Linked DNA regions of Homo sapiens: region 2 is linked to region 1. A link is an interaction called in ENCODE POLR2A ChIA-PET data of the cell type or tissue named here. Cell type or tissue: PC-9. All regions are shown on one strand. Links, peaks and the distances in the headings refer to the core of each region. The heading gives the core; the rest is flanking DNA.

Region 1 (10,326 bases), core at 1,093-9,092:
GGCTGGGCACGGTGGCTCACGCCTGTAATCCCAGCACTTTGGGAGGCCGAGGCGGGCGGATCATGAGGTCAGGAGATTGAGACCATCCTGGCTAACACGGTGAAACCCCCGTCTCTACTAAAAATACAAAAAATTAGCCGGGCGTGGTGACGGGCACCTGTAGTCCCAGCTACTCAGGAGGCTGAGGCAGGAGAATGGCGTGAACCCGGGAGGCGGAGCTAGCAGTGAGCCGAGACCGCGCTACTGCACTCCAGCCTGGGCAACAGAGTAAGACTCCGTCTCAAAAAAAAAAAAAAAAGAAAGAAAAAAAGAAAACAACAAAACCACGATGGAACTAAAAATAGGAAAATCCACACTCATGGCTGAAGGTTTTCCATACTTCCTGTGAGGTCACAGGGCAAACCACTGCCCCCAAAATTGGAGAGACAGAAAGGCAAATACGGAGTACTACAACTTACCAGACCGGAAACCCAAAGAGCAAAATCCTCCACCTGAATCAGTGCTAGAGGAGGGACACCTGAGCTGTAATTAAGAAACTGCTTGAGGCTTTCTGTGGACAAATCTCAGGGAAAAACCTCCAGCTACAAATTTGTGAATTTTATCTCAGGAGCTCAACCAAGTTCTCACAATGAGGGAGAAAAATCTCCTCTGGTAGCGGGTAGGGCAAGAACCAGTTTGCAACAGGCCAGATCATTCTGTTCTTTTTTTTTTTTTTTTTTTTTTTTTTAGGACGGAGTCTCGCTCTATCGCCCAGACTGGCGTGCAGCGGCGCGATCTCAGCTTACTGCAACCTCCGCCTCCTGGGTTTTAAGCAGTTCTCTCTGCCTCAGCCTCCTGAGCAGCTGGGATCACAGGCGCCTGCCACCACGCCCGGCTGATTTTTGTATCTTTAGTAGAGACGGGGTTTCGCCATGTTGGCCAAGCTGATCTTGAACTCCTGATCTCAGGTGATCCACCTGCCTCGGCCTCCCAAAGCGCTGGGATTACAGGCTTGAGCCACCGCGCCCGGCCCATTCTGTTCTTAACAAGGTCTGCCCTCAGAAGAAACCATTTAATCTCGATCTAACCTGCTGGGGTTTTATCAAGAGCCCGATGGATCTGCGGGAAGGGAAATAACCAACTCCAGCCCACTCTAGCCATCCAGTACCACCGAAAGTGGGGAAAAACCTAAAAAGCATGTTTAAAGCTCACAGTCCACTGATACAGGCTCACTAATAGACTGAGACCTACTTGTGGGACTACAGAATGCTTTTCTCCCTCCACACTTTGCCACCACATTACTAAAGGCCTGCTTATAGCAGCTCATTTTATCCAGCACAGCATGTCCTGCTATCAAGAAAAACATAAGATATAAAAAAAGACAAAATACACAGTTTAAAGAGAGAGAGCAAACATCAGAACCAGACTCGGATATGACAGGGATGTTGGAATTCTCAAACCAGGAATTTGAAACAACTGATTAAGATGCTAAGAATAAGATGACAGCATACAAGAACACATGGGCAATGTAAGCAGAGAGATGGAAATTCTAAGAAAGAACCAAAAAGACATGCTAGTGATCAAAAACACTATAACACCAAGACAATGAAAATACAAGCTGCAGACTGAGAGAAAATACATGCAAAAGACCTATCGGATAAAGTACTGTTATTCAAAATACACAAAGAGCTCTTAAAACTCATCAGTAAGAACACAAACAACCCCATGAAAAAATGGCCAAAGACCTTAACAGTCACTTCACCAAAGAAGATATACAGATGATTAATATGCATATGAAAAGATGGTCCACAGCATATGTTTAGGGAAATTCAAATTTTAAAAAAATGAGATAACACAACATACCTATTAAAATGGCCGAAATCCAGAACACTGACAACACCAAATGCTGATGAGGATGTGGAGCGACACCAACTCTCATTCATTGCTGGTGGAAATGCAAAATTGTACCATCTCTTTGAAAGACAATTTGGCAGTTTCTTTAAAAGCTAAATATACTTTTACCATAACATTCAGCAATTGCACTCCTTAATATTTACCCAAAGAATTAAAGAGCTTAAGTCCACAAAAAACCTGCACATGAGTGTTTATAACAACTTTATTCATAATTTTCAAAACTTGGAAGCAACCAAGCTGTCCTTCAATAGGTGAATAGATGAACAAACTGTGGTATATCCATACAATGAAATATTGTTCAATGACAAAAAGAAATCAGCTATAAAGTCATTAAAAGACATAGAGGAACTTTACATGCATTTTTTTTATTTTGTATTTTGTTGTTGTTGTTGTTGTTTTTGAGACAGAGTCTCTGTTGCCCAGGCTAGAGTGCAATGGCACGATCTCGGCTCACTGCAACCTCCACCTCCCGGGTTCAAGCTATTCTCATGTCTCAGCCTCCCTAGTAGCTGGGATTACAGGCGCCCACCACCGCGCCCAGCTAGTTTTTGTATTTTTAGTAGAGACGGGGTTTCACCATGTTGGTCAGGTTGGTCTCGAACTCCCGACCTCAGGTGATCCGCCCGCCTCGGCCTCCCCAAGTGCTGGGATTACAGGCGTGAGCCACGGCGCCTAGCTACGTGCATATTTTGTTTGTTTGTTTTTTGTCTTTTATTTTCAAGACGGAGTCTTGCTCTGTTGCCCAGGCTGGAATACAGTGGCACGATCTCGGCTCACTGCAACCTCTGCCTCCCGGGTTCAAGCAATTCTCCTGCCTCAGCCTCCCGAGTAGCTGGGATTATAGGCACCGGCCACCACGCCCAGCTAATTTTTGTTTTTTCAATAGAGACGGGTTCCTCCATGTTGGCCAGGCTGGTCTCAAACTCCGCCCACCTTGGCCTCCCAACGTGCTGGGATTACAGGCATGAGCCACTGTGCCTGGTCGATATTGTATTAATATTGATTCATTCATTGTAACCACTGTACCACATTAATGCAAGATGTTAATGTTAAAAACACTTTGCACACTAGCTCAAAATGAAGTTAGGGAAGGGATTATATGGGAATTCTGTATTTTCTGCACAATTTTTATATACATCTAAAAATGGTCTAAAATATAAAGTTTATTTAAAAAGGTAAACATGGCCTGGCATGGTGGCTCAAGCCTGTAATTTCAAAAGCCAGCACTTTGGGAGGCCAAGGTGGGAGGATCACTTAAGGCCAGGAGTTCCAGACTAGCCTGGGCAACGTAGTGAGACCCTGTCTCTACAAAAATTTAAAAAATTAGCAAGACATAGTGGGACTACACATCTGTAGTCCCAGCCACTCAAGAGGTTGAGGTGGGAGGATTGCTTGAACCCAAGAGTTCAAGGTTGCAGAGAGCTACACTTCAGCTTGGGAAACAGAGACCCTGTCTCAAGAAAGGAAAAGAATAATAATAATAATAATAATAATAATAATAATAATAAAAGTAAACACAATTTCTTAGAGCTGCTAGCAGCTGTAGTTAAAAAAAAAAAAAAAAGAAAAGAAAAGAAAAAAGGCGGCCGGGTGCAGTGTCTCAAGCCTGTAGTCTCAGCACTTTGGGAGGCCAAGGCAGGCTGATCACCTGAGGTCAGGAGTTTGAGACCAGCCTTGCCAACATGGTGAAACCCCATCTCTACAAAAATACAAAAATTAGCTAGGTGTGGTGGTGGGCACCTGTAATCCCAGCTACCTGGGAGGCTGAGGCAGGAGAATTGCTTGAACACGGGAGGCGCAGGCTGCAGTGAGCTGAGATGGCGCCACTGCACTCCAGCTTGGCGGACAAAGCAAGACTCCATCTCAAAGAAAGAAAAAAAAAAGGTAAACATAGGCGGATAGGGGATAACATAATTGTAAATGACCTTAGCTGTTTAAAACATGGACTTCAATTATCTTAAATTATCAAGGAATTAGAAGAGCTACTCCTAATAGTTAAATTCTGCCATTTTTTAAAGGTAATTAACTGAATTGTTATCACAGTGGCAAAGCATGAGAGGTAATTAACTGAATTATTAGCACAGTGGCAAAGCATGAGAGGTAATTAACTGAATTGTTAGCACAGTGGCAAAGCGTGAGAGCTTTTGAAAGGGGTTGAGGCGTGGATTTAGATTTATCCATAATACCAAGTTAAACAAAAGCCACCAACAAAACCAAACCAAGGGAGCCCTCAAAGAATCAAAATCAAATCCTTACTGTGCTACCACAGACAGATGCCTGTAGCTCAGGGGTCAGGAGCTGGCCTCAGTGTGAAATCCCCAAGTTGCCAGTCAGGGGAGGACCAGAACAAGCTAGAGAGGATTTAGTGCCTGAGTGAAGAAGATGGATGTCTGAGGGAGGCTTTCACTCCTTTGTGACTCACAGCACTAACACAAAGACCAAACTCGGTAAGTGAGGAGGTTGATTTCTGTCTTTGGTTATTACAACTGGGAGAGCACTCTGGATCTGAAGATCAGAGTGTACTCTGCAGGATGGTTTTGCTTAGACTTTTATAAAGAGAGGTAGATAGTAAAAAAGATCAGTGGTTGCCAGGGAGTTGGGGAAGGTGTGGTACAAATAGGTGGAGGAAGGTGAGGTAAAAATATAACTTCAAAAGTTATAGGTGACGTTATTTACATTTGGAATTACTTGTGAGGATGATTATATGCTGAGTCCTGTGAGCCCTTCTAGCCAATCATTGAACCTAGGAGTGAGTCTTGGAGACCTGCAACACAGAGACAAACAGTTCTAATTTTAGCTAATCACTCATGAAACAGAGAACTGGATTGGCTAGGAAATAAAAGGGAACGGTCTGCCTATCAGCAGGTTCAGGCAAAAGGGGAAGGTTTGTGTCCGGGCGTGGTGGCTCACGCCTGTAATCCCAGCACTTTGGGAGGCCGACGCGGATGGATCATGAGGTCAGGAGATCGAGACCATCCTGGCTAACACGGTGAAACCCCCGTCTCTACTAAAAATACAAAAAGTTAGCCGGGCGTGGTGCGGGCGCCTATAGTCTCAGCTACTCGGGAGGCTGAGGCAGGAGAATGGCGTGAACCCTGGAGGCGGAGCTTGCAGTGAGCCGAGATCGCGCCACTGCACTGCAGGACTGGGAGAGTGGGAGAGAGAGCGAGACTCCGTCCCAAAAAAAAAAAAAAAAAAAAAAAGAGGAAGGTTGTGTTTGGCTTTGTCAATAACTAAATAGTATAAAGTTTTACATTACGTAGGAGGTAAGGTTTGTCGACTTCAACTATCTCATGTATTTTAATATAGTATATGCCAAATTATTATTCTTTTAATTATCCAAATAATGGCTATTTTCTGAATATAAATATTCTACACAATACAGGAAAAACAGCAAAAATATCTCCTCACCTGCAATGCCACTCCCTTTCTCAGAAATAATTACTATTCCTAGATTAGTGTGTTTAGCCTTATATTAGGTAGAATTTGCCAAAAAGAAATGTATATTCTCAAGTAAATATATGTGCATAATACTTCATTTTTCCTAAAACTCAATACTTCCGGCCAGGCGTGGTGGCTCACGCCTGTAATACCAGCACTTTGGGAGACGAGGCGGGCGGATCACCTGAGGTCGGGAGTTCGAGACCAGCCTGACCAACATGGAGAAACCCCATCTGTACTAAAAATACAAAAAAAAAAAAAAAAAAAAAAAATCTTGGCGTGGTACCGCATGTCTGTAATCTCAGCTACTTGGGAGGCTGAGGCAGGAGAATCGCTTGAACCCGGGAGGGGGAGGTTGCGGTGAGCCAAGATCGCGCCATTGCACTCCAGCCTGGGCAACAAGAGCAAAACTGTCTCAGAAAAACAAAAAAAAAAAAAAAAAGAAAAAAAAAAGAAAAGAAATTATCCCAGATGGTGGTGTCTGGTGGTGTCTTCAATTCTAGGAAGCATCCCATTTCAGCAGGAAGTTTTGAATCACAAAATCCCTATGCCCATCCAATTAATTTCCTAAGGAACCACATATGTTTTACTTTCTCTGAAATATAGCACCCAGAAGGGAAACTAGGAGGGTGTTCATGAAGGGCGATTTGAAAGCAACTGACAAAAAAAAAAAAAAAAAAAAAAAAAAAAAAAGAATAAAAAAAAAAACCAACTCATTCCTTATAGATGGCCGAAATAGCTCAATTGGGAGAGTGTTAGACTGAAGATCTTCTGCAGGTCTCTGGTTCAATTCCGGGTTTCGACAGCTGTTTCCGGACTCTTTTGTACATGTCGACTCTGCTAAATTAATGTTTGGCCGCGTTAACTGTGTAATACTGGCCCTCCACCAAATGTCAGCCATCTACCAATATGTAAGTCCATATTGACATTTAATTTATATGGTAAGGGAATACATGCATTTGCCTTTATAATGAAAAGGGCTCTTGTAAGTCATTTCACAAAACGCAGTTCCACGCCCATAAACATGAGCTCCTCCACAGGTTTTAGTAATTCGTTGAGGGGAAGAAAGCAATCTTATTCAGTACCTCATTCAGTGTGCACTTACATGTTTTTTTGCTTGTTTGTTTTTCAGATGGAGTCTCGCTCTGTCGCCCAGGTTGGAGTGCAGTGGCGTGATCTCGGCTCACTGCAACCTCCGTCTGTTGGGTTCAAGCAATTTTTTTGTATTTTTAGTAGAGACGGGGTTTCACCATGTTGGCTAGGATGGTCTCGGTCACCTGACCTCGTGATCCCCTCACCTCGGCCTCCCAAAGCGTTGGGATTACAGGCGTGAGCCACCATGCCCGGCCACACTTACATGTCATGATGTTATGAAACACATAAGAATCAGGGCATAAGCACTTTTTTTTTTTTTAAGACGGAGTATCGCCCAGGCTGGAGTAGCCCAGGCTGGAGTGCGGTGGCTTGATCTCGGCTTACTGCAAACTCCGCCTCCCGGATTCAAGCGATTCTCCTGCCTCAGCCTCCCGAGTAACTGGGATTACAGGGGCCCTCCGCCACACCAGGCTAATTTTTGTATTTTTTTAGTAGAGACGGGGTTTCGCCTTGTTGGCCAGGCTGGTCTCAAACTCCTGACCTTAGGTGATCTGCCCGCCTCGGCCTCCCAAGGTGCTGGGATTACCGGAGTGAGTCACGGCGCCTGGCCAAGCACTTTCAGTTCTATGCTTAACTCCCTGTGTTTCTACTTTCACTCAGAATTTGGTCTGTTAAATCCTTAAATTATTATCAGCACTTTGAATTTTTTTAGAAGCTTTGCTTGTTTTGTACAGCATTTTAGTTGTTTTCAGTTGCAGGGACAGTCCCAGTGCATAGCTAGTCATTTTTACTGTGCAGAGACGCAAGAGAGGACATATTAAAAATAACCTGAATTTTAGTAATACTAAGGCTATATGTGATTACACACACACACACACACACACACACACATATATGCGCATATATATATTCACATTGTAAAATAAATGAGCTGGGCACAGTGGCAGGTGCGGGAGCACAGTGGCCCCAGATACTTGGGAGGCTCAGGCGAGAGGATCACTTGGTTCTATAAATCAAGGCCAGCCTGGACAACACGGTGAGGTCATCCACATTTCTTTAAAAAAAAATTGTTAGTATTGATTCAGTATTTTTCCTGAGGCAGTCTTAGAAAATTAAAATAACCTAATCTGGAATATAACATAAATATTTTGAAATTATCTTACATGGTCAAGATCGGTGGCTCATGCCGGTAATCCCAACACTTTGGAAGGCTGAGGCGGCCGGATCACCTGAGGTCAGGAGTTCGATAGCGGCCTGGACAACATGGTGAAACCCCGTCTCTACTAAAAATACAAAAAATAGACGGGTGTGGTGGCGGGCGCCTGTAATCCCCGCTACTTGGGGAGGGCTGAGGCAGGAGAATCGCTTGAGCCCAGGAGGCGGAGGCTGCAGTGAGCCGAGATCGCTCCACTGCACTCCAGCCTGGGCGACAGAGACTCCGTCTCAAAAAAAAAAAAAAAAAAAAAAAAGAAAGAAAAAGAAAACAATACATATATCTTACAAGACACTTGTGACAGATGTTCCGCTGTGTTGCCTATAATGCAGGTGAAGATAGTAATGATATGCTTGATTATGCATAGATTATTTTAGGGAAGATAAGAAAGTAAGAAATTCGATAGTCTCTGAGGAGGATATGGGGATAGTTAGGATCTAGGATTAACGGAGATTTGATCCTCATTTTATATCATGTTTACGGTTAAGGAAGGACAGAAAACCTTGTATTGAACTCCTCTTTTTGTCTGGAATTACTGCTGGTAACGTTAACACATAGTATTTCATTTGAAGCAAAGTAAAGAATAATACGGTTTTTGGATCCGGGAAACACAATTGAAGGTGGGGGTGGGGTAGAAGAACAGATTTTAATCTTAGGTGTTACTAGCAAAAAATGTGATTTCTCTAGTCCCAGGTGCAGATTTTCTTCAATAGTATTTGGTTTTCGTTACAAAAGAAAGAGCAAGTACCCAGGCTGGTGCTGTTAGAGTCAGGACAGCATGAAGAGCTCTGCCTACCAACAAGCCTCAGGACAGAGTACAGGAATGTTAGAAGATTAGCTCCCATTTATCTGAAGGAGAAAAAAGGGTAATCCTTCCGGTGTTGATGTCATATATGACAAGTTCATTCCCTTGGTATGGCTTTACATGTGAACTTCGGAGGTATATAAACACCAGTCAGAATGTGCAAGAGGGATCCTCAAAAGCCAGAATGTAATTCCTTGCGACCGGTGAAGAGGATGTGTTACTGCAGGAACTGTATCAGAGAGTTTACTTTCAGGTGATTTTTGAGCAAGTAGAAGCCTCAGTTCTTGACACCTAGGATAAAACCTCTTGAGGACTAGAAGAATGAAAAACATCGAAGCTCCTGGTGGTACTTCGGTCTTTAACCGTTGAATACATTAAGAGTAACACTGGAATTCCAACACTTCCTCGCGCCAGCGTCAGTTTTAGAATCAACAAAATCGTTACTTGCTGATTCATTTAACTGCTAATATATTCGTTAAAAGTTTATTAGGCGTCAGTGATCTTGAAAGTTCCAAAAACACGAAGGAAACCCCAGGCACATGTAGAGAGATAGTTCCTGACGCTGCAGGAGGTTTCTTTCAACTTGTCTCCAGGTGATGAAACCAGTAGCCTGACCAAGGATGAAAGAGCGTATCTCACTTATTCTGGCCTCTCCAACTCGGGCTGAAATCCTTCGGTTCCCAAGTTAGAATTTGAGTGACACACAGCAAGTGCTGTTAAATGAGACTTAATACCTAGCGGGGTGCCACCACAACCTTGCCCTTCTGCAAACCTCTGTAGCCCTTTTCTACCACCCTCAAAAAACATACCAGATTTACTATGTAATTCCGGTACTGCTGGGCTACCTCAGTTTCCACCCCTGAATATCTTCGCCGATTACATCAGTGCTTATGTTTGTGACTTCAGAGACACTGAGAAGGCGCGGCTCTTTCCCTCAACCCCATTCGCCTTCCTTTCGGCGGCGTTGTCTTGAACCAACCTGAAAATAATAAGTCCTTAAGTTACAAGTCACTAAAGGGAAGTTTGCAACTTGCGATCCAGTACACTGACATGACTCTAAAAAGAGAAGGCTGCCGACTCTGGGCGTACTGCCTTTGAATTAGCCATACTCCGCAAGGAGCAGTGCCGTTCAAAAAAAAAAATTTGTTGTCTAACAACAACAAAAATAAAATAAAAAGAGGAGGTTCCCTTCACTCACCATTGAAAATCCTATTACAGCGCTTTTTCCACATCCTCTGTCAAAAATTTCTCCGTGAATTTTCTAGTCTGGCTCAGAGTTAAAATAGTTTGGACTTCCTTGCTAAAGTCTGTAAATATAGTCTCAAAGGTCTCTTGAAAGGAGTAAGAAAGAAAAAAGTTCTGTTTTATTTAGAAAAACAAAAATATCAACGAATTTATATATGGTTTCCTTTAAAACAGCAGCGCATTCGTGTGGCCGGTTAGCTCAGTCGGCTAGAGCGTGGTGCTAATAACGCCAAGGTCGCGGGTTCGATCCCCGTACGGGCCACTGGATGCCATAGTGGGGCCCTTCACTTACCTGAAGGGAGGCCTTTTAATTTAAGCCTGTCGAATCACAGGTGCTCCGAATCGAATCCCAGGTGCTCTGAATCCGAAATTAAGACGCCCTCTTATTCGTCAAGCGAGAAGGCTATTTACGTTCGTTTCCCTTTATTGTGAAAAATGAAAAGAACAGGCCGGGCACGGTGGCTCGAATCTGTAATCCCAGCACTTTGGGGGGCCGAGGCGGGGTGATCATTTGAGGTCGGGAATTGGAGACCAGCCTGACCAATATGGTGAAACCCCGTCTCTATTAAAAATACAAAATAAGCTGGGCTCATGCCTGTAATCCCAGCTACTAGGGAGGCTGAGGCAGGAGAAT
Region 2 (10,326 bases), core at 1,008-9,007, 120 kb before region 1:
TTTGTTTCTCTTCCTACTACTAAGGAAGAGAAAAGATGTCTTATAGACAAGAACGTAACATGGAAAACGAGACACACTGATGGACAGTGTCATGAAAACCAGTGTTACAGTCAGTGCAGAAAAATAAGGAAACACAGTATGGTGCCCATAGTAAATAATACTGTAGTGTATATCTCTTTAAAAAAATTTCTTAATTGAAATAGAGATGAGGTCTCCCTGTGTTGCCCAGGCTGGTCTCAAACTTCTGGCCTCAAGTGATCCTCTCACCTTGGCCTCCCAAAATGCTGTGATTACAGGCATGAGGCACCTTGCCCAGCCACATAGTGTATATTACAAAATAAACAGACAAGAATGTTCTCACCACAAAGAAATGATAAGTGTTTGAGATGTATATGCTAAATACCATGATTTGATCATTATACAATGTATAAATGTAACAAATCATCACACTGTACTCTGTAAATATGTATAATTATTATGTGTCAATTAAAAACAAGATTAAAAAATAAAAAATAAAGTGAAACCACTGTTCCCTTCTGTGAATTCTTGGCTACTAAAAAATTGTCAATAAATCATGAACATGTAAAATTAATACAAAAATAAATAAAACAGGTGCATGTTTACCTAAAGCAAATAACTTTCAAGGCCTTGCCTGTCCCATACTGCTAAGGGTATTGTCAAACTTATTTTTATTTTTTTCTTTCATATTTTTTATATTTTGAGAACAAACAGTACCGCTTTAGGGATCTAGTTCTATAAGCTGACTTTTCATTGCTCCATCTTCAAAGCTCACAGAATAATGGAAGACACTCTCCGGTTTTATTTGTCTTCCACCTCAACTGTGGACTCCCTCACTGCTTGCTTGATTTTCACTAGAGGGGCTCATGAATCAGACCATGGCTTCACATGTCATTTCCTCAACTGCCTGGTTGTTCCTGCCTTTTTTTCTTTTCTGTTCTTTTCTTTTTTTTTTTTTTTTGAGATGGAGTGTTGCTCTGTTGCTAGGCTGGAGTGCAGTGGCGCAATCTCAGCTCACTGCAACCTCGGCCTCCCAGGTAAGCGATTCTCCTGCCTCAGGCTCCCTAGTAGCTGGGACTACAGGCGCGCACCACCACGCCCAGCTAATTTTTGTATTTTTAGTAGAGACAGGGATTCACCATGTTGGCCACGATGGTCTCAATCTCTTGACCTCGTGATCCTCCCGCCTTGGCCTCCCAAAGCGCTGGGATTACAGTGTTCCTGCTTTTGAGTGTGATGATGTCAAGATAAAAGGACATCACCCTTAAAGGGAAAGCATTAGAGAAAGAGCCATGGAAAACACAGAGTTTAAAATACTATTCTCATATTTCAGGTTTTATGGAGAGTTCTTTTCTAAAATAGTTTGAAACTTACTTGGGAACAGTGTTCTGTGATCCGAACTGCTAGGCAGCTCCTACAGGGTCCTTCCAAGCTCTGCTGCAAAAAAAAAATTTCCTTGGTACCAAGAAGAATAGAAGATATACCAAGAACTGATCATTATTGTACCATCAATGGCAAAGGAAAGGTAGGAGAGAGTAGCCATCCCAGATTGTTACCCTAAAGGGCAGTGGGGAGAAGCAAATGGCTTTTACTAGAGTAAAGAATCACAGGTCTCAGAATTTGACCCTACCCAGCTGGACTCCAGTGTATGCCATAGCCATGATGCAAAGACGATTTTATTGCATTGTAAATTTTCAACTGTTAAAGGAGGCATTTCCAAGTGTTCAACTGTCTGTGACTGTTTGGAAAAAAACCTATGCTGCAAAAAGAAATTTGTATTCTGTGATTCGATGGATAGTGGTCACCGGTTTAACAGAAGAAAATGTCACTGTCTTCCCTCCCCTACCCCACTTCTTGACCTTCACCCCCACACCCCAGGGAGAGTCCATACATCCCTTCAGAGCACCTTGGCCCACTTGCCCACTTGGAGGGAGACAGTAGAAAGAAGACGTTCTGGTAAGTGGGATTTTTTAAAAAGCTGATATTAAACAAAGGAGTTTAATCATTCTTACCCACAGACTCAAAGAGAAAAACATATAAAGATCAATTTTAACATTAGTTTTAGGTTACAGTGAATTTTAAATTTAATTCTGACATGCTTACAACCATCACCTTCTACACAGGATAGGCTCTGGACTCTCTGCAATCAATATATAAATAGGTTTGATCTAGCAAATCAAGGAAACATTATTCTACATAAATACAGACCAAGAATGTAGAGAAGGAAAAGAATTTCTCCAATAGAAATTTAAAAACTAGAGAAATTTAAAATTGCAACATGAGGAATACAATTTTCTCTCCTTCAGTAATTGAACTGCCTCCTCAGACCTAGTAATAGCTAGTGGCCCTGTGGGCAGCCACTTGACTGGCTTAGAGCTGTTCTAACAGAGAATATAACTTAGAAGGAGGACAAAGAATGAGATGAGTAAGAATTTGGACTAAAACAATCAGCAGATTCAAGTAAGGCAATATACTAAACTAGGTTCTTACTGTGAACTAAACATTCAATTAGGAGCTCTGAGAAGGTCATTCTTTCTATAAATAGTAGAAAACAGGCGGGACGCAGTGGCTCATGCATGTAATCCCAGCACTTTGGGAGGCCAAGACGGGTGGATCACCTGAGGTCAGAAGTTCAAGAGCAGCCTGGCCGACATGGTGAAACTCCCGTCTCTACTAAAAATATAAAAAATTAGCCAGGCGTGTTGGCGGGCGCCTGTAATCCCAGCTACTTGGGAAGCTGAGGCAGGAGAATTGCTTGAACTCAGGAGACGGAGGTTGCAGTGAGCCCAGATCACGCCGTTGCACTCCAGTCTGGGCGACAAGGCGAAACTCTGTCTCACACACACACACACACACACACACACAAACACACACAGTAGAAAATATTAAATTTTTGTGGTGGGCCAGGTGTTGTGCTTAGTGCTATAGACACAAAGGTAAACAAAACACAAGCACAGTTGCTGACCTTATGGTGATTGGTGTCTATTAGGAGGAATATTCTACAAATATAAACAAGCCCACACAGGGAGAGTTTAAGGAAACTGCTTGTGGCCAGCAGCATAATGGCACAAAGAGGGTGGAATACACAAATAAAAATGAAAACTGCAATTTCCAGGTGGATGAGCATTAGAAAGTTTGATTGGGGAAAAGTGTGAGTCTACCATTTCTCGGGTACAAGATTTATGCTTGTGGGCCTTGATCATTAAAGGAGAATGATTAATTCTGGAGGGCCACAACATGAAAGAAAAGGGAAAGATTAAGTTTAGCAACGAAATTAGCAGCATGGCTCAGATAAAGCCTGGAAAGTCATATGCTTTAGGTATGCATGTGCCTGCATTGGTCTGTGAATATCAGAAATATACTTGGACCATGGCACTGAGCACAGCAATTTCCAATAACCCTTTTCACCTTGGTATAGTAGTGAGTATAGCTTTGCCACTGGGGAAACAGATGCTTGGCCTGTCTCAGAGAATTTTGTAACAATTAGAGACATCTCTCATATATGTATTTTATGCATTTCCCAAAACAACAAAAAGCAGTTGGCAATTCTCTCTTCCACTTCATGGTCATGAAGTTATTGGGAAAGAGATTTTTAAATTCTTAAAAATTCCAAGGCACAGCCAGATAAGGTACTACATGTCTCTATAGTTCCAGCTTCTTGGGAGGCTGAGGCAAGAAGATCACTTGAGCTCAGGAGTTGGAGGCCAGCCTGGGCAAAATAGAGAGACTCCCGTCTCTTTAAAAAGAAAAATAAAAAGTCCAAGCCAAATAGGAAAAAAGGTATGAACTCTCTCACTTTACATGCCCCCTGATACAAAACAATTGGAGAAATCATTATCAAGGAGTTCACAAAAACTGTGGAAGACCATGGATGCTGAGCAGGGAATCACCTGCCTTTTGAATTTCCTTCCATGTCAAATAATTGAATTTAACTAAAAGGTTCAAAATCACCAAACATGATCTTAAACATGAAGCTGCTTTAAAAATATTACCTTTGAGGCTGGCTGCAGTGGTTCACCCCTATAATCCCAGCACTTTGGTTAGGCCGAGGCAGGTGGATCACATGAGGTCAGGAGTTCAAGACCAGCCTGGCCAACATGGCGAAACTCCGTCTCTACTAAAAATACAAAAATTAGCCAGGCGTGGTGGCACACATCTGTAATCCCAGCTACTTGGGAGGCTGACACAGGAGAATCACTTGAACCCAAGAGGCTGGAGGCTGGAGGTTGCAGTGAGCAGAGATTGTGCCACTGCACTCCAGCCTGGGCGACAGAGCAAGACTCCATCTCAAAAAAAAAAAAAAAATTGAATTAAAAAAAAACCTTTGAATTGTGGCCATATGATTCATTAATCTCAGCCTTGTAAATTAGGAGGCCAAAATTACACACCCAAAGCTGAGATCCTAGTCAAACCAGTTCTTTGAGTTTCTCTCTCTTTTCTGAGGGAGCTTATGAGTGCTGGTTCCTCGCATTACCCTTTGGGACATTAGAATGACACATATATAGGTCCAGCAGAAGGGAATAAAATAAAACCTGGCTGGTTAAGGGATGATTAAATTCCTTTTCAACCCTTACTGTGAGACCTCCACTCAGAGGAAGCCCTCAATTTAGGATATTTTTCCTTTCTTGTTGAGAAAAGAAGCAAGAGGGAGACAAAAGCAAAGTAATGCTCTTTTTCTTAACACTTTATGAGTATTCTGAATTCTGTGTAATTTAAGCCCAGATTTTTTCACTGAGTGTTATCTTGTTTGTTGTGCCACTTGAAGGTGATACTTGCCATTGCCGATTTATAAATATTTCATAAGCAGCATTTTGTTTAGAATTTCTTGTTGCTTTGGAAAACAAAAAGATACAGGGAAAAAATAAGCTCCTAAACTGTACGAGGTAAAATTTAGGAACTCCTAAAATATATAAGGTAAAAATTAAAAAAAAAAAAAAAAAAGGCCGGGTTCGGTGGCTCACGCCTGTAATCCCAACACTTTGGAAGGCCGAGGCGGGCGGATCACGAGGTCAGGAAATCGAGACCATCCTAACACGGTGGGCTAACACGGTGAAACCCCGTCTCTACTAAAAATACAAAAAATTAGCCAGGCGTGCTGGCGGGCGCCTGTAGTCCCAGCTACTCGGGAGGTTGAGGCAGGAGAATGGCCAGAACCCGGGAGGCGGAGCTTGCAGCGAGCCGAGATCGCGTCACTGCCCTCCAGCCTGGGCGACAGAGCCGGAATGTCTAAAAAAAAAAAAAGAAAGAAAGAAAGAATCAGATAAAGCCGCAATCATACTTAGAAATTTTAACACAATATATATCCCTCAGAAACTAATCAAAAAGCAGAAGAGGGAAGGAAAACAGTAAAGATGTAAAAGTTTTAAACAAAACTATTCCTGAATTTTACCTAACTTACATACGAAGAACACTACACACTTCAATTTTTTTTTTTTTTAACTCTGTTGCCCGGGCTGGAGTGTAGTGGTGGGATCACTGCTCACTGCAGCCTCGACCTCCCCGGGCTCAGTGATCCTCCCGCCTCAGCCTCCGGAGTAGCTGGGAACACAGGCGCCTGCCACCATACCCGGCTAATTTTTTTGTAGAGACGAGTTTTCACTATGTTGCCCAAGCTGATCTGGAACTCCTGGGCTCCAGTGATCCGCCCACTCCAGCCTCCCAAAGTGTTGGAATTATAGGGATGAGCCACCGCGCCCAGTGGCATCTCAACTTCCGAAGACAAGTTTCTTTTTGAAGTATACATGGAACTAAAAACAAAACAAAACAAAACAAAAAAAACTTTTGCCTTGCCGATTTTCAAGTAAGTTTCCAAAATTTGAACAGTCTGAGAGATAAATACTAGGGTCTAGCCACAGTACATTTTGCTAGACATCAATTAGAAATCAAAAATTGTGTTATGTTTAGAAGTTAAAAAGTTTGCGTATGCCGGGGCAGACGGATCACCTGAGGTCAGGAGTTCGAGACCAGCCTGACCAACATGGAGAAACCCCGTCTCTACTAAAAATACAAAATTAGCAGGGTGTGCTGGCGCACGCCTGTAATCCCAGCTACTTGGAAGTCTGAGGCAGGAGAATCGCTTGAACTCGGAGGCAGAGGTTGCGGTGAGCCGAGATTGTGCCATTGCACTCCAGCCTGGGCAAGAAGAGCAAAAGAGCGAAACTCCGTTTCAAAAAAAACAAGAAAGAAAAGAAAGAAAGAAAGAAAGAAAGAAAGAAAGAAAGAAAGAGAGAGAGAGAGAGAGAGGGAGGGAGGGAGGGAGGGAGGGAGGGAGGGAGGGAGGAAGGAAGGAAGAAAGAAAGAAAGAAAGAAAGAAAATGTGCGTATGGTTCCAAGAAGATATCTAAATGGTAATAAAAATTATATTCAAAAGAATGACATTGAAAATAATACTTATGAAATATGTTTCATGCAGTCCAAAATGCACTTGGATGCTTAAACTCTTAAATACATAATTAATAATAAAATAATATCTGAACATCAATAATCTGAGATCCATTGAAAGAAATTAGAAATTAGCAAATTTTATCCAAAGAAATCTTAGGGAAGGAAATGAAGAAGAAAATGGCTGATTTAATGCAATAAAATTGAAACATAAGATGGAGATAAGCAAAAAAAAAAAAAAAAAAAAAAAAAAAAAAAAAAAAAAAGCCAAAATTTAGTTTGGAAAAAAATAACTAATAAAGTTGCAAAATGCTTGGCTAAACTGATTGAGTTTATCCAAGAAGGCACAAGTAACTGATCTCTGATATAGAAAATGGAGAATGGGAGGTCTAACAAATAAAAAAGAAGATGCAGCAAGGCAAGAAGTGAGGATGAGCTCCACTAAGCTTCCAAGGCAGTGATAGAATTCCCCTAGGAATTCCTTAAAAAGTACTCAACTGTGGCTAGCATTCCTTTGCATTATTTAACCATAATTAATTATAATGCATAATTCCAATGCATTATTTAACCATAGTTGTTAATCACACAATGTGATTCTGCACCTGAGCTGATTATCTTTCCGTGCTCTGAATATAGTAACACCCTCACTTTCTTTTCAGTACCTCTTGCCTCATCATCGTCCTGGACACCTGGACAAGCCAGTCTGGCTTGACGTCGTCAGTTCGTTTTTATATGATTTCAAGGAAAATTGCCTTACTTAATATATTTAATTGCTTAGTTGTTTGCTTAATAAAGCCCAAGTTATTCCCATCTTGGCGACCATATCTGAGTCTTTGCTTTCACTTGTATTTGATCCTGGATTTCCTGGAATTTCCTTTTCTGTATGAATGAGGATGTTTACTTTACTGAAGTAGATCCCTAACAAGGGAACAATTCTGTGAGACACAAACACTCCTAGCAACAATTTTTAAGGAAAGCTGCCTTCAAAACAGGGCATCGATTGCAGGAAACATGATAGCATCACCTTGGCTTTTCTTGGGGGTAAAACACCAGTAAGACTCTGGTGGAATTACCTTTTTTTTTTTTTTTTTTTCAAATAAGTACACATTTTCCTCATTGTTTCAGGAAGGTGGCGGAGTATTTTTAGTGGGCATATAAAGAGAAAAAGTCTGATCAGGTTGGAACAACCAGGCTTCTTCCTGGAAGACAAAGTCAGGATATCCCATCTGATAAGGTGTTATATCCCTTTTGCAAAGGGAAACGTTATCGTAGTCGGCAGGATTCGAACCTGCGCGGGGAAACCCCAATGGATTTCTAGTCCATCGCCTTAACCACTCGGCCACGACTACACAAAGAATGCTTTGCCCATTAGCATAAGTCACTGTACTGAACTTTAGCTCTCTTGGAAAGGTCAAATTTTCTGCCAGAAATTGTATTTGCTGTCAATGTTTCTTATTCTTTGGCATTAGTTAGATGATTATCATGCTGTTGTTTCAAACTGACAAGTAACACTTTATCCTCAGACCTGGGAGGACCCCTTATTCTGACGTTCTGACAGAAGGAGACTAAGCAGGATGCATTCCCAGAGATCAAGCTTCCTGCTCCTTCAGGGGATGGGGATGCAGGAGACACCCGCAACAACTGGGACACGCTCTAACATTCGCTGCAAATTTCTGAGTTATAGCGACAATTTGAACAACTTCAAATGGCCATTGATGTTTGACTTTTAAAATAAATTTTGGAAGATCCATAGAATGGAAGATTCTGCAACTGATAAAAGGAATGAGGTGCACTTCTATAATGCTTATGTGAAATGTACTCCAGGATATACTTTTAGCAAAATAATGTTAGTCACTGACATGTATATAAGACCTCACATTTTGCAAAATACCCTCATTTATATATTTGGCCTCACTTAGTCTTTACATCATAAATAAGGAAATGAGGGGCTAAGATGAGAATGCAAACCTACACAGCACCTGAGAATTAGATTTAGATCAGTAACCTACACCTCTTAGATGATGTTCACTGCTCTTTGCTCATGGACTCTATTTGTGCCTTCAGCATTATTTCTAAGTGCTCTACAGGAGCAAAATCAACAAGATTTTAAACATGTTTCTCAGGTATCCATTTATGAAACTAAACCGGTAAGCAGTGTATGCCAACAGTAAGCCTTAAAAGGGCGAGGCAATTGTCATCATCCAATATTTGTCAGTAAGCCAAACTGTCATTTCTCTATGTACCAGGATGTTACCTTTTAAGGAGGAGTACTCCACAAATATGAAATATGCAACTGGGGGAAAATTAGCTGATCCTAACCATTTTGTAGTATCTGAAGCAAGAATCAACCTTATTAATTTACCTAGATTTATCCTGACATTTATGTGTTTTCATCTTTTTGCATTTTTCTGTGCTGGACTCTCCTTAAGATTTTTGGAAACCTGTGTTCTGAATTCCTCCCTTTCCCTGGGCTAGAGTGGCTGGAGGCTTTGGCTCTTGGGAATGGTCTCGCGTCCTTCACCAGAACTTACGGGAATCATGTTTGGCTGAAGAGTCGGAGACCTCTCCAGAGTCATCTTTTCCAGTTAGGATAGAAACGAGCCCCCCTCCTCACCTCGCAAGCCCGCGCCAGTCCAGTTTTAGCCGTTCTTTTGGAAGAGCAAGTCAGTTGAACGCCATCGAAGAGGCTCCTGATTTAGATATTAATTGTGCTTAAATGCAGATGACTCCCCACTCTCATGCGTTCCCTTATTTCCCGTTGCTTCTCCCATTGGCATTTACAGACTTGAGGTTGCTTGGACTCTCAATTCAATACTCCTTTTCTGCGGGTTCGTGAGAATTAGGTGTGAACGTGATGTCCGCGGATATCAGTGGCTAGTGGGCAAGCTCCAGCGCCCAGGAACTTTGAGTCGCTTGTCTAGGAGTCCTGTATTGAATTGCAACACTAAGTGCAATATTCTGGTTCTTGTTGTGTTCTGAAAGAGCTCTTTCACTCATGAGGAGAGACCTGCACGAGACTGTGAAGACCAACTGCTTCTCAGCGCTCCACGCATCCATTATGAGTTCACCGCAGGATTTTACCTGCAAAAATTTTGCGTAGATTAAGTCACGCTTATTGCCTCCTACTTTTGTCAGTGAACATTATGTCACAAGCATTTTCCCAGAACTATTACAGTCTTCCAGCATGTCGTTTCTAGTGGCTTGGTAATGACCTATTAGGCAGATGGAGCAATAATAATAATAAACAACTCTCATTTTAATATCTATTTTTCACTATCACAATTAGAAATAAAAATAAAGATTCCTGCATAGTATATGTCTTCCTTTGGTTAAGCTTATTTCCTGGCTGGGTGCAGTGGCTCACACCTGTAATCCCAGAACTTTGGGAGGCGGAGATGGAAGAATGGCTTGAGACCAGGGGTTTGAACAAGGAGTTTAAGACCAGGCTGGTCAACACAGTGAGGCGCCGCATTTCTATTTATAAAATATAAAACAAACAAACAAATAAAAAGATTATTTCTCTAGGAGAGCGGTTCTGAAACTTCAGTGGGCATCAGTACCAGCAGGATGACTTGTTTTTTGTTTGTTTGTTTGTTTTTTGAGATGGAGTCTCACTCTGTCTCCCAGGCTAGAGTGCAGTGGCGCGATCTTGGCTCACTGCAACCTCCGCCTCCCAGGTTCAAGAGATTCTCCTACCTCAGCCTCCCTAGTAGCTGGGACTACAGGCGCGTGCCGCCACGCCCGGCTAATTTTTTTGTATTTTTATTAGAGACGGGGTTCCATCATGTTAGCCAGGATGGTCTCGATCTCCTGACCTCATGATCCACCCGCCTTAGCCTCCCAAAGTGCTGGGATTACAGGCGTGAGCCTCCGCGACCGGAAGGATGGCTTGTTAAAACAGACTGCTAGACACCCTCCTCTTCCCCC

What was found. Peaks named below come from ENCODE experiments on the same cell type or tissue, not always from the same donor. Only the 100,000 strongest peaks of a DNase experiment are listed, where the experiment ranks them.
Region 2: POLR2A ChIA-PET joins it to region 1 with 10 read pairs; 5 of 35 experiments call an interaction of 5 or more read pairs at or near these places.

The regions. Positions count from the first base shown.
Region 1 is chr6:27,658,703-27,669,028 of GRCh38, forward strand. LOC124901292 (a long non-coding RNA gene) reads right to left here and starts at 9,871. Exons shown (of 2, transcript XR_007059535.1): 1 at 9,646-9,871; 2 at 8,270-9,426. TRI-AAT8-1 (tRNA-Ile (anticodon AAT) 8-1) reads left to right here and starts at 9,881; the gene lies at 9,881-9,954. RefSeq lists a cis regulatory region at 9,739-10,257 and silencers at 9,817-10,099, 9,846-10,035. In PC-9, for the core only: no CTCF peak of the experiment used is centred there; no DNase peak of the experiment used is centred there; H3K4me3 peaks cover 1,053 bases.
Region 2 is chr6:27,534,109-27,544,434 of GRCh38, forward strand. It overlaps TRS-AGA1-1 (tRNA-Ser (anticodon AGA) 1-1), which reads right to left and starts at 7,748; the gene lies at 7,667-7,748. RefSeq lists a silencer at 7,726-7,775. In PC-9, for the core only: no CTCF peak of the experiment used is centred there; a DNase peak (open chromatin) is centred at 4,433; H3K4me3 peaks cover 2,975 bases; H3K27ac peaks cover 847 bases.